Linked DNA regions of Mus musculus: region 2 is linked to region 1. A link is a loop called in an ENCODE intact Hi-C map of the cell type or tissue named here. Cell type or tissue: left cerebral cortex. All regions are shown on one strand. Links, peaks and the distances in the headings refer to the core of each region. The heading gives the core; the rest is flanking DNA. Region 1 has its middle 19 kb from the start of Gm31668. Region 2 overlaps Cdc42bpa (CDC42 binding protein kinase alpha).

The links. Peaks named below come from ENCODE experiments on the same cell type or tissue, not always from the same donor. Only the 100,000 strongest peaks of a DNase experiment are listed, where the experiment ranks them.
Region 2: it touches region 1 in a loop (4-fold over the local background); 14 of 42 quality-filtered maps call a loop at or near these places.

The regions. Positions count from the first base shown.
Region 1 is chr1:179,854,896-179,864,235 of GRCm38, forward strand. No RefSeq gene overlaps it. Among named protein-coding and RNA genes, the nearest start is that of Gm31668, 19 kb to the right of the region's middle. In left cerebral cortex, for the core only: a CTCF peak has its summit at 4,502 (motif pointing right); a DNase peak (open chromatin) is centred at 4,533; H3K27ac peaks cover 557 bases.
Region 2 is chr1:180,137,200-180,146,539 of GRCm38, forward strand. Cdc42bpa (CDC42 binding protein kinase alpha) reads left to right here. Exons shown (of 37, transcript NM_001359541.1): 24 at 531-667; 25 at 1,233-1,372; 26 at 2,524-2,605; 27 at 4,143-4,359; 28 at 5,078-5,140; 29 at 7,208-7,801. Gm38331 (a long non-coding RNA gene) reads right to left here. Exons shown (of 3, transcript XR_003948279.1): 2 at 8,750-8,821; 3 at 8,413-8,571. Among named protein-coding and RNA genes, the nearest start is that of Gm38331, 6.5 kb to the right of the region's middle. In left cerebral cortex, for the core only: a CTCF peak has its summit at 3,969; DNase peaks (open chromatin) are centred at 3,889 and 4,186; H3K27ac peaks cover 363 bases.

The sequences.
Region 1 (9,340 bases), core at 650-8,649:
AGTCATGCAGAGAATCTGTTAAAACACCTGAGTTTCTTTTTTTTTTTTTTAAAGATTTACTTATTTATTATATGTAAGTACACTGTAGCTGTCTTCAGACACTCCAGAAGAGAGAGTCAGATCTTGTTATGGATGGTTGTGAGCTACCACGTGGTTGCTGGGATTTGAACTCCTGACCTTCGGAAGAGCAGTCGGGTGCTCTTACCCACTGAGCCATCTCACCAGCCCCCCATACCTGAGTTTCTGATGGAGTAGAATTGGAATGAAGCCCCCACAACAGCTTTTTCCAAATTCTTAGATGATGCAGACTTTGCCAGTTTGAAAAAAATCACTTTAAACACCACTGGCCAGGCTGAGAGTCAGGAGAGTGCCTAGTGAAGCACTTCGTCTACAAGCACCAGTTCAGATCCCCTGCACCCACATAAAAAACTGGATGTAGGTATCATCCCAACACTAGGATGGGGAGAAAGAGGAGCCTGGGGCTTGATGACCAGATAGTCTAACAGAATCAGTGAACTCTGCATTCATTGAAAGACCCTATCTCCAAAAATGTGAGGTGGGACTGCCAAGTTGGCTCAGGGGTTAAATGTACCTGCTAGCCACCCAACTCACCAACTCTTACACGTTGTTTTTTGACCTCCACATGTGTGTCATGGCGTGCAGGTACCCTTCCCCCCATACATACACACATACACACACAAAATAAATTCATGTAATAATTTAAAAAAAAAAAAGGTAAGGTGGAGAGCAACTGAGGAAGTTGCCCTGACATTGGCTTCTGAATGCTTGTGCTATAGGTGTGCACACACCTGCACACACTCACTGTACACACACAAAAACGTGTGCATCTGCACAGCACACATACAGCCCTGGGTTAAGATATCCCTGGTGGTACATGTCTGTGATGCTGGTAGTTAGGAGACAGAAGCAGGAGCACCTGCGAAACTCAAGGGGAGCGTGAGCTACACATCCAGTCCCAGGCCAGCTAGGGCTACTACACAGCTAGAAAAGAAAAGAAGAGAAAAGGAGAGGAGAGAAGAGGAGAGGAGAGGAAGAGGAAGAGGAAGAGGAAGAGGAAGAGGAAGAGGAAGAGGAAGAGGAAGAGGAAGAGGAAAGAAAAGAAAAGAAAAGAAAAGAAAAGAAAAGAGGAAGGACAAAAATATGCATACATCAGGGGCTGGTGAGATGGCTCAGCAGGTAAGAGCACTGACTGCTCTTCTGAAGGTCCTGAGTTCAAATCCCAGCAACCACATGGTGGCACACAACCATCTGTAACAAGATTTGGCACCCTCTTCTGGAGTGTCTGAAGACAGCTACAGTACCTTTACATATAATAAATTTTAAAAAAATATTTATTAGGGGCTGGAGAGATGGCTCAGCGGTTAAGAGCACTGACTGCTCTTCTGAAGGTCCTGAGTTCAAATCCCAGCAACCACATGGTGGTTTACAACCACCTGTAACAGGATATGATGCACTCTTCTAGTGTGTGTCTGAAAACAGCTACAGTGTATTTATATATAATAAATAAATCTTTAAAAAGTATTTATTAAAACATTAAGCATACATCAAAACAAACAAACCCTACCGGTTATGATATGATTCCAGGTTGGTGGTTAGGAGTGGCCATCTCAGTCGAACCGTTCACGTTGCAAGCTGCTGGGGCACAGGAGCACAGATGCCGCACTGTTGGGAGCACGAGGAAAGCACAAAACTGTACAAAGCTACCTAACCTAGCTCCTACCAGGAAATATTCACGGCGCTATTTATATTTTACTTACCTTTACTTTCATTGCAACAGAAAGACCTAACTGTGCTTGGACAGCGAGGAGGAGCACACCAATGTGCAGCCCAGCGCAGAGGCTGTCCTCTCTGATCCTATGGGAGCCCCTTCCCATTGTCCTCATTGGTCATTTCTCCATGCTGTATCACCCAAGCTGTCCTGCAACTCATGGGCTCAAGTCATCCCGCTGCCTCAGCTTTCCCAGTAGCTGGGGCCACAGGCATGCGCTACCATGCTCCGCCTGCGCACGTTACTTTTAAGAGTACAAATACGTCTCGGAATTTCACGGTAACACTGACGCCTGAAGGGAGACCCCATTTTACTTTCTCTGGCCTTGCTTGCTGTTGCCATGGCAATTCTCCCTATATGCTCTAGCTGAGTATCTGGTTGTCGCCTGTCCATGCCACCCTCCCAGCCTTGCAGGACCCATCTCTGGAGGTTCTGCAGCCAGGCTCAACGATGCTGCTGATGTCTGGACACGGAGTTGGAGTTAGAAGAACTGCTAGAAAGCAAATCCCTGATGCATGCATGTCCTGTGTAGAAAGAGGAAGCCTAAGGGTGCAGAGAGATGTGTTTTGTTCTCATTGGTCAGTAAATTTCCCCAGACCATTCACACACTATTCCCGGTGCTGGGAACAAAATTCCTAAATAAACTGTGGTTTGCATTCTTCCTCTTCATTTTTTTAAAAGATTTATTTATTTGTTTTATGTATATGAGTACACTGTAGCTGTCTTCAGACACAGTAGAAGAGGGCATCAGATCCCATTGCAGATGGTTGTGAGCCACCATGTGGTTGTTGGGAGTTGAACTCAGGACTTCTATGAAGAGCAGTCAGTGCTCTTACCAGCTGAACCATCTCTCCAGCCCTGCAGTTTGCATTCCTTACCAGGAAGAATAGAAGACAATGTGCTGGTAATATGCACTTTTTCTTCTTGTATAACAACACAATTTAATTTTTGCCATGACTTTAATTTAGTTTTTAAAACCCTTAAATTGCATTTTATGTGTTTGAGTGTTTTGCCTGCATGTATATCTGTGTACCATGTATATGCCTGGTCTCCTAAGAAGCCAGAAGAAGGCATCAGATCCTTTGGGACTGGAGTTACAGTTGATTGTTAGCCTACAAGTGGCCTTAACCACTGAGACATCTCTCTAGTCCTGGGTCTTTAACTCTAGAGCCATGGGTAGTCTCTGCATAGAGCTGTGGTCTGACGTTGTCTTCTCTATGATAATATACTGTGTACACCCGGCTCCACACTATTCTTCCTATCGTGGTTGTTTATAGCAAATGTTAAACAGTGTCTTAAATTGTTGATTATTTATTTATTTATTTATTGCTTTTCGAGACAGGGTTTCTCTGTATAGCCCTGGCTGTCCTGGAACTCACTCTGTAGACCAGGCTGGCCTCGAACTCAGAAATCTGCCTGTCTCTGCCTCCCAAGTGCTGCGATTAAAGGCATGCACCACCACTGCCTGGTGATGATTTTATTTTCCATACTATGCTTTGGGAGATTTTTTTTTTAATAAAGAAAAATTTCCTCACTAATGTTACATGCCCCCCCCCCCGCCAGATAGTCAAACTAGAGACTTTATTATTTTTTTTTCCTACAAAGACTTCAGATCCAGTACTTTTTTACATACTTAAAAATGACCTAAAATGACCTATAGGGAAAATCTAGTAAGCTACAGCAAACAACAGATACTTGCATATATATATGCATATATATGTATATTATCATGATACAATTTATAATAATCAAGTTATACAATTAGCCTAGGGCCTACCAATAGTGAATGGGCAAAGAAAACATATATGTACACTGGATTGTCATCTAGCCATAAAGAACAAAATCATGTTGTTTACAGAAAACTGTCTAGAACTGGAGATCATCACATCAAACAAAATAAGCTAAACTCAGACAAATATTGCATAGTTTTGCTTGTTGTTTGAGATAGGGCCTCATGGAGCCCAGGTTGGCCTTGAACTTGGTGGAATTCGCTATGTTGCAGAGTATGGTATAGAACCCCTGAACATCCTGCCTTGGTATTTCAAGACTTTCCCACCAAGCCAACTTAACAAAATTTCTTTAATAAGCAGAACATTGATTTTTTTTTTTTAAAGAAAAGCATTAAATAGAAGGGAACTATTTGAAAGGAAGCGGGGACCAGGACAAAAGAGATTCATAAGGAGGGGTAAATGTGATTAATATACATTATAAGCATTAGGAAAATGTCACAATGAAACCCGTTATTTTGTACAGTTAATCTACACAGACGGAAAGCGGGAAATAATGACTTATCTGCAAAGACAGGCAAATTACAGATGCTTCTTGGCTTCTGATGGAGCTATGTTCTGATAAAGCCATTAAGCTGAGGACATGGTAACTGGAAAATATACCCATGCCTAGCTTACAAACATCCCGCTCTACAAGGCAGCATGGCCAGACTTGCGGGTGTTCACCTTCAGGATCTCTGGGCTGACCGGGAGCCCGGGCTTCCTGCTCCTGCCCAGCTTTGTGAGTGTTAGACCTCCTATTTAAAGGCCCGGGGCGGGGAGATCAAAACTGGGAAGTGAGGTGTCTACTGACTGCAAAACTTTCACATAATTAAAAAACTTAAAAAATATGAAGGTAGGATCTATCTGCGTAAACATTCGATAGGGAAAGAAGTGCTAAGGGTCCTAGGGGTCCCCTACGTGGGTGCCATTTGGGCTTTAATGTACTTCACCATTAGATGGCGCTATAGTAATAGACATAACAACTCAGTGACCAAGGCCTGGTCTTTTCACTCCAAGTAAGTTCAGAGAGTTCTAAATTGGCCTTTGTCAGCCCAGCAAAGGAGATTTGCTTCTGGAACCTCTGTGGTAAGACTCCATGGCAAGTCAGATGGAATGAATGCTAGAAACAGGGCTTTTTCTTCTTATTTTTTAAAACATATAAAAAAATCGTTATATGTATGCACGTGGGTGTCTATGTCTGGGAGCGTAGGTGCTCACTGAAGCCCTTGCGTCCCCTGGAGCTGCAGTTACACATGGTCATGCGCTGCCTTCTGTGGGTGCTGCGATCCTGACTTGGGTTCTCCGCAAGAGCTGTGTACACTTTAAACTGTAGACTCCTGCCCTTCTCCTCCCCCTTCTTCCTCCCCTCGCTCCCTCCTTCCCTCCCTCCCTCCCATCTTCTTTCTCTCACTCCCTTCCTTCTTCCCTCCCTGCCTCCCTCCTTCCTCTTCTTCCTCCTTGCTGGGAAGAATACTCAGGGCCTCGTGCAAGTCAGGCAGTCACTCAGCTACTGAGGTGCAGCTGTGCTCCAGAACTTGACTTCTGACTTCAGGATGCCCTGTGACCTCCAGACTCGGGGTCTGGAGCTTAAGCCCAGGAATGCTTCGTTAGACAGGTTGGGAGGCATTGTGAGACATCTTTGCATGTCTCCTGACGTTGTGACTCTTCTAAATGTGAATGCAAGAATGATAATGAATTAGTTTATGATTTTGCTTTTTGGAATAGAGTCTCAATGTATAGTTTAGGTGTCTGTGAACTCAGGTCCTGCTGTCTTTACAGTTCCTTACCACCATCCCCTGACAAAAATACTTTGTTGCCATCTATGGAGAGGGCTCCTGTTTATCCAACATCCAAACTGATACAATTCTTCCCACTAGTGTTTAACATCCTGTGTTTTCATCCTGTGTTAATTCTTTCATAAATGGATGGCTACGTATTTATCATTATTTATTTATTTATTTATTTATTTATTTGTAGCAGAGCAAATACACGGCAGCCTCTCACATTTGGGATGTGGGGAAGAAAAAAAATGGCTCTTCTCTGGTCCAGACCCTCTTCAGTTCCAAGCCACCTGCCCTTTGCTGTTCCCGACTTGTTTTCTACAGTGAGTCACAAGGTGTCCTCGTCAGGGATTCTGGGTCCCCAGAGGACATGGAAAACTGGGTCAAGGGAATACTCATGGCGGTTTAAAGGTTTTTCAAGAATGGCACGTTTGCTTTAATTTCTCACATAATTGAAAGGCTCCAATGGTATTAGAAAGTTAATGGGGCTGTGCGTGAGGCCGTAGAAATAGAAACAAATCCAGCTAGACCTACTTTCAGACAAAAAAAAACGAGTCCAAGAAGAAGGCACCGGTGAAACAAAGAGAACCGAGTAGGTTTTATTTAGAAATGTTTCCTGGCCTAGGAACCAGGGTTGCAGCCCCTCAGGGGGCCTTGAGGGACCTAAGCCTGCTGGGAGTTCAGGAGCTCGACATGTCACCCACAGGCTCACGGCCTGTTGACAAAGGGTGGCTCAGTTGGATGGCAGGCCTTGCTGTTAGTCTGTCCCACTGGGGGACCATGTCATCACCACAGCCAGGAGCTACTCTCTCTGTTCTGTGCTGGGCGCCATCCATCCTGCCTTGTCCTCCTAGGCTGGCACATTCCATGACAGTGAGAAAGTTGCCAGGGCAAACAAGCGAAAACCTTGTCTGTATGCCCACCGTGGGCAGAGAGCAAAGGACCTCCTGGCTCTTCCAACCTTCAGACCGATATCCACTACCTCTCTGTTTCTTTCTTAGGAAGTGGTTGCTGCCATCACAGTCTTTTACCTTCATTGGCCAGTGATCAGTGGGTGACCATGGGGCCACAGACACCCCACTGCTTGTGGGGCTGGAGATCTGGGTGCTCTGAAGGGAGGACACCTTACTTGCCTTTGGGCACTGGGAAAGACTAGTAGGAGCCAAGGCTTCTCTAGGCCCCAGAGTGGGTTTCTCCCCTAACACTCAGTCTGTCTCTGAATCGCAGACGTGTTCCCTCCCCACATCTGCTGAGAAATTACATTCCTGGAGAATCGCTGCTTCCTCGGGACGCTGGGAAATCTGCTGAGCTTCCTTGCAAGCATACCCAGGGTAGCCACTGCAGGGACCTTCCCAAGTAAAAAGGGCATCACACTCTTAAACACTCTTCATTGTGGCTTTACCCGGGAGTCTTACCTTCTAGCCACAGGCCACGATGAAACTATATAAGGGAGTAGCTACCAAATTTATTGTAGGTAAAACACCAATACATGTTAGCTTCAGATGGGGAAGGTGGGAGAGATCTGTAACGTGCAGCCTTTGCTTCTTTCTATGGTGTGAGTCTCTGGGACATGCATTTGGGGGAAAGTTCCCAGAAGGCTGTGCAGCCTGGGGAAGGAGCTGATGGAGGAAGAGGAAATGGGATTGTATTTGTGAAAGCATTGGGCTTCCAAGAGAGTGGGGGTTCAATGAATGGAGTCCTCCTGGCATAGAGAGGTTGAGAGATATTCTCCATGCTCCAAGTGGAGTCTGGGAAGCAAGTTGGGGACACGTGTCTTCCAGCTCTGTCCTTTGCTCTAGGCTGGCAGGAAGTGCTGGGAACTAACCTGAGAGTAAATATGGCAACGATTAGGGATACTTGGCCCAAGACACCTAATTTCTGAAATGAGAGTATGCTTTGAGATTGGAAATGTCCACACAGCTTTGCGGTAAAGGTCAGTGGTAGAGGCTTGCCTAGTAAGGCCATCTTTAGAGCCACTATAAAAACACATGTGTGTATATATGTATAAATTAAATGTCCATGCAATGGTCTGATTGATACCTCACAGTGAACAAGAAAATTCTGAAGTCCCTGGAGGCTTTTTCCCTTATTTTATGTGCATGAGTGTTTTGTCTGTATGTATGCATATGCATCATATATATGTCTCCTGCCTGGGGAGGACAGAAGAGGGAATCAGACCCCTGGAACTAGAGTTGTGAGCTGTCATGTGAGTGCTGGTAACTGAATCCCTGGTCCTCTGCAAGAGTAAGTGCTCTTAACTGCTGAGTCATCTCTCCAGGCCCTGGAGTTCTTAGAGTTAAATTATCATTATCATTACCACCACCACCACCACCACCACTAGCAGCAGCAGAAGCAGCAGCAGCAGGACCACCACCACCACCACCACCATCGTCGTCGTCATCATCATCATCATCATTGTGTTGAGATCAGAGGCCAGGTTTTGGAAGTTGGTTCTTACCTTCTACCATAGGATCAGGTCATCAGGCAATCAATCACCTTTACAAACAGCTATTTCGCCTTGAGTTTTAAAGTGAAGAACTTTCCTCATAGCTAGTTCTCAAAGTAGCTGTGGGTGACAAGATACATTTGCTTGGGCCGCATTCAGTGAGTGAGGCTGGATAAAAAGGTGGATTTGGTGGTTGGTGGTAGTTGATGACCCTCCCAGGAGCAGCCTGATCTGAACAGCTCCTTGCCTTGGGTCCAGGGGGAGCAGAGACGCTGGGGAAAACAGTGCCAGTCCTGTGGACACCATCTTTTAATAAGACACACATTTACAGACAGTGACTACTTGTGGCACTGTCTCCCATTCTCTTCTGTAGCCGGTACAGAACTCTCCCAGGCCCTCCTGTGACTCACAAAGGCTGGGAATTTCCTCCCAAGCCCTGAGAACCCTCTTCTGACATCTACCACACTAACCAAATTTCACCCTGTGGTATTTTGGAAAGAACGATGGAGAGTCAGGAGAATTAACAGGGCATAGAGCCTGGAGGCAGATAACAGCTCCAGTCTGGAGAGCTAAGGTCTCCCATCAGTGGCCCCCTCATAGGGAACCTGATGAAAGATGTTAACCAAGACTGAATTAAGGCCCAGTGTCCATACATTGTTCAGCTGTCAGACTGTTTGCCACTCTTCAGACAATGTGATGTTTGCAGTGGTGTGTGTGTGTGTGTGTGTGTGTGTGTGTGTGTGTGTGTGTGTGTGTGTGTCTGTCTGTCTGTCTGTCCGTTTTGTTTTTCCATGCCCAGCCTAGGCCACTGTCAGCACCGCAGGGTACAGCTGGTGTTGATGGGGCAGAAACGCTGAGTCACTGGCTGCTAAGTGACCCTCTTACATCATGCTATTGTCCTTTCTGTTAGGCCTTTGGGGACTCTGTTTTTGTTTTGTTTTGTTTTGTGTTTGCCTGGGGCCTGGCCCTGCTAGGAAATCAGAGTGTAGAAAACTCAGAGGCTGCCAGACTCCTGAGCCAATTGATCTAGCAGGACCGCAAGTCACTATGGGTCCTTTGAGAACACCCTGTACCCCATCAGTGGCCTGTAGCTCTCCATCTAGGGATGGGCTTTTTGATGTTTGTCCTATCTGAGTTGGCATGTTTACTGATGTCATTATAAAAGTCTTGGGTTTTTTTTTTTTTTGGAGCCAGAGTCTCATGTAGCCTAGGCTGACCTTGAACTGGATGTAGCTCAAAGAGTGATTCTGAACTAATCAACCTCCTACCCTCACTGCTCAGGTGCTGGTACTGCAAGTGTGCACCACTATGCCCTGCTGCCATTTCCATGTGCAGTATTTTATTTCTTCCTGTATATCAATATACCTTTATATAACTGGGTCCATATTATGCATTTTATTAAATGAAAATGTGCCCCAGCCCTGCCACTATCCTTTGCTAGGTTATTTGATTCCCTTCTGTCTTTTTTTTTTTTAAGATTTATTTATTTATTTATTTATTTATTTATTTATTGTATGTGAGTACACTGGAGCTGTACAGATGGTTGTAAGCCTTC
Region 2 (9,340 bases), core at 545-8,544, 280 kb after region 1:
AAGATGGAAGAAGATGCCTGACATCAACCTTGGATTCCATATCATCACATACTGTGAACATGCAAACACATATACATACATGCATGCATACCACATGCTGAGAGAGCATTGAGTAGCTAAATGTCTGTTATTAACTCCTGGAAGGGGATTTCAGGGCTGATGACAAGTTGCCGTAGGATTAAAGAGCTAGAAACCCTCCAGAGAGCTCTTCTGTAGGGCTGTGCATAAGTCAGCCGTGGTACTCACCAGGTTGGGGTTGTTGGGTTTTTATCTATTTGGTTCTCACTTTGATCACTAGTATTAAAGAGAATAATAATATAAATAATAAAAATATTTACTACCTCTCATGAACTTCTGAACGGCAAGCAACTGGATTTGTTTCCCCTAGTAAAAAGTGGTTATTTAAAATAAAATAGAAAAAAAGCCTTTGTCTAACATAGCACCACGCGTGCAATTAGTGCCAGTGAATTTTTTTGTTGTTAAAATGAAATTTTATCTAAATTGTCTCCTTTTTTTTTTTCCTCCAAAAGTCTGTGGGTTCTCATGTCATATAACTTGTGTGAACAAAGCCCCGACGGTTTGCCCAGTTCCTCCTGAGCAAACTAAAGGTCCACTGGGCATAGACCCCCAGAAGGGAGTTGGGACGGCGTATGAGGGTCATGTCAGGGTAAGTACCTTGTTTGTCACTTAATAAACATAGTGCTTAAGAGAAAAGTTAATTACTCGAACTCATTTAAATAATATTTTAACTAGAGTCATGATTACATGCAAATGAACTCTAGAATATCACAAACTGTTCTGTCTTTCTGTATCTCGAGATTTGCAAATGTTGCAGTCATCATAAAGGAGTCTTGGGGCTCTGGTCTTACCTAAGAGGGAGGGTTAAGTTAGGAACTATGACGATGTTGGTTTGCTAGCCAGAGTAACACGCACAGTGTGACCTGAGTGTCAGGTTCATCTTATAACCATGTCTGCTTGTTACGCTTTTCTCTAAAAGCCATGAGTGACCTGCATTTAGTGAGTTGTCAGTTCAGAGCCCTCAGAAGCTGCTGGGAACTACAGTGTTCCCACTTTCCCCTCACTGTTGGCCCCTTGTCACTCTTGCAGTCTTAGCAGCGAGAGAGCAGGCCCAGGATAGGCGGGCGCGCACAGACTTCAGGTGCCACCTGCAGCTCACCATAATTCTCATTTGAGTTTTGTCTGTTTGTTTGTCTGACTGAAACTGAACCAAGATCCCTAAGCCGGCGGGAGTGAAGAAAGGGTGGCAGAGAGCACTGGCTGTGGTCTGCGACTTCAAACTGTTTCTTTATGATATCGCAGAGGGAAAAGCATCGCAGCCCACCTCCGTCATTAGTCAAGTGATTGACATGAGGTAAGGGCGAGGAATAAAGACAGATCTGTCACAGCAGCGTAGATCAAGGTTTATGGTCTTTCTTCTAGGTTACTATGTTTTGGTAAAATAATTTTGTGTCAGTTTTCAGGTTTAGCCCTACAGCTACATACTAGAAAGTTAAGGGTGGTTCTAGGGCAAGTTGGTTTGTGTCTTGAGTATGTGGAGTCAAAGTTGACATCTAAAAGACCAGTTATGTAGTAAAAGAGTCCTAATTATGCGCTGTTCAAGTCATCGTCTGAAACTGCAAAGTGACTGAGTGTAAGTGAAGGGGTAACTCTCCCACGGCCCCTGGACAACGCACTAAAGCAGCCAACACCTGAGAGTCTGTCTCCCTAGCACCACTGTCCAGACTCTTCGTGTGCCCTCAACACCTCCCTCCTTTCCTAGAACCTCGGGCATTGTCCTGGGGGTGGTTATTTTCTCCCACAGCTTCAGGCATTGCTTCTGAATGGTGGGTCCCACTTGTCTCCTATTCAGGCACAGCCATTGCTAAAAATGCACATTCCCCCTATGCCTAGTATCTGAAGCACAGTGAAATACACAGGGAATATCAGCAAGGGCGATGTGGCAGACCTGAAAAGTGAGGAGCTAGCGCTAGCAAAGGGCCATTCCTCAGCCCACATGGTCACGGATAGCCTGGACAACAGCAAGACTGTCTGTTACAAGGAATGCAAGACGGAGTCAAGACTTAAAGGCAGAGGGAGTAGGGGACTCATGACTCATCGCAGGAGCAAGGAGTAAGCCACTCCTCACAGTCAGGGGAGCAGACACAGCACACATGAGACTCATTATGGCAGGCAGGAGAGTCATTAGGAATTCTGGAGGCTAACAAAAGCTGCTTCTGGCTGTGTGCTTCCTGGTCTTGTGTACCTTTGTGGGTCACTGTTATGTCTGGTGTAATGCACCACTGCCAGGTCACTCCTGATGAATTACCTTGAGTACTGTTAGTCATTATGTAGGGGAGTCTTGTACTTTGTTTTTTTGTTGTTGTTGTTTTGCTTTAAATTGAGCTTGGGTGTTTATACAGTTAAGCTTTGAGGATTGCTTTGTATATGTTATTTGGGTATATAAGCAAAACCATACACACACAGCAACATGTAACAACCTTAAATGTTTAACTTTTATTTCAGAGATGAAGAATTTTCTGTGAGTTCAGTCTTAGCTTCTGATGTTATTCACGCAAGTCGAAAAGATATCCCCTGTATATTCAGGGTAAGTCTATGAGTCGAAAAGATATCCCCTGTATATTCAGGGTAAGTCTGTGGATGACTGAGCACATACAGGCTTTGGGTTTGTGCACATTTGTTTGTGTGCACACATGTTTGTGTGCACATGCATGTGAAGGGTAGACGGTGACATCAGCTATCTTCCTTGACTGCTCTCCACATTGTTTACTGAGATGGAGTCTCACTGAACCTGCTGCTAGCAGCTGTAGCTAGTTTAGCTCGCCAGTTTGCCCCAGCCATTCCTGGCTCTACCTCTGGAGCTCTGGGGCAACAGACAAACCCACCTAGCTCTTACCTGGGTTCTGGGGATCCAAACTCTGACCCTCAGGTTTGTGTAGCATGTGCTTTATCCACTGAGCCAACTCTCCAGCACCTAATTACTTGTTTTTAATGAATATATTTTGCTACTCTGTATAAATCATAAAGTTACTGGAACAACACCTAGACCTAGTACTCATTTATGTATCCGTACCATCCATGGATGCAAAATTGTGCTAAGACTTGTAGAATACATCAGTGTTTCTAAAGTATTCTTCATGTTCTATAATGTTTTTGAGTCCCAGTTAACCTCTAAATAAATATTATCTCATGCAGTTCTTCAAATTAAAAAAAAAAAGTTGCTCTCTATAAAACTCTCATTGTAAAAATTGTGATTCAGTTGTCTACTTCTTTATAACAAATATTCCAAAATGTGAATAGTGCTCGTCTGTCTCTGTTGTGTATGAATCTTACATCCAAGGAAGGTCAGAGATTAAACCTAGTCTCTCACTTTCCAGGCCAGCAGCTGTTTATTCTCCCCTAGCTATCTAGGGAGCCTATAAAGGTTCACTTACCTGTAACTAATTTGCAGTAGAATTGTATTGTCACTGATGTTTAAAGCATATGTAAGTATGTAAAGGGTGTCTATACATTTATGTAGCGTGTATATTATATACATAATAAATAATAGCTTAAAAGTGCTCTGATTGATTTGTAAACTTTATTTGCATACTGTTTCTAGTGCTCTTGTCTTCTTTAATGAGAATATAAAAGGTTGTCAGGAAGCACTAAGACTTTGGGAACAGTCTGATGCAGTGCTTCAGAGCACTGGGACGCGCTCTGCTCCACGCTCGTGAGATTGCTCACTTTCCCTTTACCGTGGAGTCTCACATAGACGCTTAGGTTATAATCATACTTGTTGTCTCCTGAAGCTGTTAAGGGGTGAAATGAGTTAATACTTGTAAGTTACTTTTCTTCCTGGTACTTGATAATTTTGTGTCAGTTATGAAATTGGTGTCTACATTATTTTATAGCATTATGTAACACAGCATGAAATGAAAGTCACACTTGGACTTGTATCACCTCCTGCTGTTTGAATTGTAGTGTTACAGTGAGACACTTTCACTCAGTGCAACTAAAGTGTGCTAAAGTGATAATTTAATAAATGCTCATTTTACTGATGAGTGCTAAGCAGATGAGCGTAATTCTGAAGCTAGCATTAGAGATGTCTGTTTTCTAATATTGTGACTATTAAATTGTTTTAGGTCACAGCTTCCCAGCTCTCAGCACCTAGTAACAAATGTTCCATCCTGATGCTAGCAGACAGCGAGAATGAGAGGAGTAAGTGGGTGGGAGTGCTGAGTGAACTCCACAAGATTCTGAAGAAAAACAAGTTCAGAGACCGCTCAGTGTATGTCCCCAAGGAGGCGTACGACAGCACGCTACCCCTCATTAAGACAACGCAGGCCGCTGCAATCATAGGTAGGACTCTATACCACTCAGTGTCGTGACTGTCCACTGGCTACCTTTTGAGCTGGTGCTGCGTCTCACATAGGAGTCCCCAGTGTCCGGGGTAATGTTTAGAGGTTCGTGGGATGGAGGCGCCTTGGCCAGGCTGGTGGGTTAGCGCCTACACGAGTGCAAGTGTATTAGCTTCCTAAAATGCACTAGTGCCGAAGCCCAGCTGCTCGTGGCCGTCTCTGCTTTTGTGATTGGGACAAGGTAATTCCTAGAGTGCGGGCTTCTTTTCTAATGTGCAGTGGAGGAATCTGAAATCCTAGCGTGCTCAGCCTGCCACCAGCAAACAGCAGCTCCCTCTCGTGTGTGGCTGTTTCCCTTTGCTCCGCTCTGAAGCACATGGCCCACTTCCCCTGCTTTCTAGTAAACAATAGGAAGTTTAGTGAGTGGGAGTCAGATTCCTTTCACGTGTTTCCAGAGTGGGTGGTGTCTGTGACACTAACAAACTAGGTTGTTAATTTTATTGTTATTGAATAAGCAGTTACTTCTTTTGATAGGTACTAAAGCAGGTTTTTTTAATTGATAGTTCTATTTTTATTTGCCACTGTAATCTGAGAGGAAACATTTTGATATTGTTATTTATCTTTACTATTGCACCAAATATTCTCATTATTTGCTTTATTCTGGTATCTTTACATTACCTTTATCTGATGAAAATGTTTTATGTTTGTGTCTTACATAGATCATGAACGGATAGCTTTGGGAAATGAAGAAGGATTATTTGTTGTGCATGTCACCAAAGATGGTAAGAGAAACCCCAGTTATTTCAGAGAAACCTTAAATTATATATTAGAAAGCTCTTGAACCTGGAGTTTAAGAGCAGGATTCTGTTATGAAAATTTCTAGATATAATTTAATATTTTTTAAATCAAAAGATTTCTGGTTTTCTCTTTTTTTCTCTTTTGAGACAGGGTTTCACTTTGTAACTCTGGTTTTCCTAGAACTCACCCTGTAGACCAGGCTGGCTAAACTTACAGATCTGCCTGTTTCTTCCTCCCAAGTGGTGGCATTAAAGGTGTGTGCCACTACGCCCAGCTTTAAATCAAAAGATTTGTTCAATTCTGTTGTCCCTTTTAAGTTGTAAAGCCTCAGTCCTGTGTTATCCCTGCCACATGAAAGAAAACTACACGCCGCTTTCCATCCTTGGCGGTGCTGTAAGAAGTCGGGTCTGAAATCGCCGTGCTCCAGTGCAGTCGGGGTTTAACTCCCTGGGGGAAATTAAGTACTGAGTGAAATAAAACAAAACGAATCGAGTTTGCTATTCATAAACATAACACTGAAGTTCTTAAGTTCTGTCTTTCTATCAGGTTAGATATTGAGAAAGCAATTCATTTAAACTTGATGAGCGTGTTATCCATAGCAAGACCCTGAGAAGGGTAGGAAGCTCCGTCAGTCAGTGAAGTACTTGCCCTGAAATCATTTGATTTCCAGAAACCACATAAAAGGCTGGACATGTGTGTGCTTGTGATCACAACCAACACTGGGATGGCCGAGGCAGATGGATGGACTCCTCTTAGCACTGGCCAGCCACCCTAACCTTCCAAACCCAGATCCCAGAGAGAGAGCCTGACTTAGTAACAGAGGGGGGTGAGCAGGATAACTCAGCACATGAAGGTGCCAAGCAAGCCCGGTGACCTGAGCTTGATCCCTGGAACCCACATAAAGGTGGACAAAGAAAAGTGACTCCACACGGCTGTCCTCTGACTGGCATACCTATGCTGTAACATGTACCCACACACATACACAAGTTAAAATTTTAACTTAAACAAACAAACAAAACCAAAACAAACAAACAAAACCTCAAGGCAGATAGCTCCTAAGAACCAACATCCTAGGCTGATTTCTGGTGGCAACACACTTGTGCATGCATACACAGCCACACGTACACACAAAAAAGAAATACCTGAAGGGGTGGTGCTAGAAAGATGACTCGACTGTTAAGAGCTGGCTACTCTTGGGTCACACGGCCCCCAATGGAGGAGCTAGAGAAAGCATCCAAGGAGCTAAAGGGATCTGCAACCCTATATGTGGAACAACAATATGAACTAACCAGTACCCCGGAGCTTTTGTCTCTAGCTGCATATGTATCAAAAGATGGCCTAGTCAGCCATCACTGGAAAGAGAGGCCCTTTGGACTTGCAAACTTTATATGCCCCAGTACAGGGGAACGCCAGGGCCAAAAAGGGGGAGTGGGTGGGTAGGGGATGGGGGGGGGGTGGGTATGGGGGACTTTTGGGATAGCATTGGAAATGTAAACGAGGAAAATACCTAATTTAAAAAAAAAAAAAGAGCTGGCTGCTCTTACAGAGGAACCAGGGGTTCAGTTCCCCATACCCACATGATAACTCACGCCATCCACAACTTATGTTCCAGGAGATCTGATGCCTTCTTCTGGCTTCTGTGGACACAGGCATGCAAATGATTCAGAGACACATGTACACAAAACACCCGCATACATAAAATAAAACTTGAAAAGAAATACCTAAAGAGAAACATGAGTTTCTCTGTTACTTAGATTTTAAAAATAGGAACTTCAGAGTGAAATTCCTAGATTTTAGTACCAAAAAGCAAACTTTGTGAAGCATAAACATGCTTTTTTTTTTTTGTCTTGACTGACAAAAATCTCAGTGTTGAACTTAATGCCAACTATCAGTGGGCTAAATGATCTGATAATGGGTTTAATTATCTTCCTTTCTCTCTCTGATTTTTGGCCTTTGTTACTTTTGTGTATATGTGTCTTTAATGAGTTGGGTTATATACTTTGGGGTTTAATTTAGATGTGTTTAATGTTGTTGCCTCTTCCTTCATGTAGAGATTGTTAGAGTTGGTGATAATAAGAAAATCCATCAGATCGAACTCATTCCAAGTGACCAGCTTGTCGCTGTGATCTCAGGCCGAAATCGCCACGTCCGACTTTTTCCTATGTCAGCCTTGGATGGGCGAGAGACGGATTTTTATAAACTGGCAGAGACTAAAGGGTGTCAGACCATAGCTGCTGGGAAAGTGCGCCACGGAGCTCTGTCCTGCCTGTGTGTGGCCATGAAGAGACAGGTCCTCTGCTATGAACTGTTCCAAAGCAAGACCAGGCACAGGAAGTTTAAGGAGATTCAAGTCCCATGTAATGTCCAGTGGATGGCCATCTTCAGTGAGCATCTCTGTGTGGGATTCCAGTCAGGATTTCTCAGATACCCCCTGAATGGAGAAGGAGGTCCATGCAATATGCTCCATTCAAATGACCATACACTGTCATTCATTTCACACCAACCAATGGACGCTCTCTGTGCAGTTGAGATCTCCAACAAAGAGTACTTGCTGTGTTTTAACAGCATTGGGATATACACAGACTGCCAGGGCCGAAGATCCAGACAGCAGGAACTGATGTGGCCAGCAAATCCTTCCTCCTGTTGTAAGATTCTTTCTTGTTGTCTGCCTTCTTCCTTTTTTGCTTTTCCATTTATTTTAAATATAATCACTTTTACTAACAGCTTATTTTTTTAATCATTCTTAAGGTCTTCCACAAATACTAATTATGTTGCTTATGTAAAATAACCATATATTGTAAAAACCTAGACAATCAGGGTCAGTATTAAATGCTTTTAAGTAAAACTAATCCTTCTGTGGAAAACCTACTGGGATACATTGTTTTTTAATCTCCATGTTGTTATGTTTTGAAATAATCCCAAATCATTATCTTCATTGTCACCCCTAGTACAGTGAGTGTTCTTAAGTAGCAGTACCACATGAGACCCATGGGGAAGTTACTAAGTGAATTGTTTAACTAGTTCTCAGCAGGTAGAATGTAGCCTTTATTCAGAGTGCTGCTCTGCTTTATAGTTTATAGGGTTTTAGTGCTGTCAATAGACCCCATGACCAAGGCAACTATTATAATGGACAGTATTTAATTGGGGCTGGCTTACAGGTTCAGAGGTTCAGTCCATTATCATCAAGACAGGAACATGGCAGAGTCCAGGCAAGGATGTTGTAGGAGGAGCTGAGAGGTCTAAGGCTGCTAGGAGAAGACTGGCTTCCAGGCCGGAAGAGGGTCTTAAAGCCACACCCACAGTGACACACTTATTCCAACAGGGCCATACCTCCAAGTAGTGGCTCTCCCTGTTCCAAATATTCAAACCATAGCAAGGTTTATACATAGATTTCAATGTACTTATTTCACTTTTTCTGTAAAAAAATAAGATTGCTATGTCATTTAATGCTTTTATCACGGAATAATAATAATCACTATTGAATACATATTATTTTACTATATGAGATGAAGTCTTGAGTGAAATAGATGCAACGCATTCTGCCTGCACAGCATAGGGAAGACTCCCGGCAGAACAGTAGAGTGCCATGTTACCGTTGCTGTCAGCAGAGTGTCTGATCCGCAGTGCTTTGTTTGCAGTGGAAATCTCTTGAGCCTGTTTGAATGCTGTGAGGAAAGAGCCATTGGAGGATCAGTAAGAAAGGTGGACTATTTTAAAACTGCAGAAAGTAGAATAAAACGCCCCCAGAAGGGCCCAAAGAGGGTGGAATTCAGAGTTCTAGTAAATCACTACTGGGCAGGAGGTGGGGACTTCTCCCTGCGGCAGGAACAGTGGAGGGATGAGGGATGGGGCCATCCAGGTAAAGTCAAGTGAGAAAATGTGCTCCAGGACAGTAAGGCTTATAACAGAAAAGCAAGGAAATCTGTAATAAAAGACCCTACCACCCAGATTTAACTATTTACAGTGTTTTATTTCTTCTGAAATGAACATTTTTATCCATGACATAACGGGTAAATGAATGTTGTTTTGTAGCTGAGTCAGATAAGCCGAGCATTCTAATGTAAAGTAAAAATGAAACTATCTAACTCATTTCTGTGAGTAGCCATTTCTGTTGGTAGCCATCATGCGAGTGAATCACGTACTCGTGGCTCGTGTCTCCATTTCTTCCACAAGTGTGTAGTGAG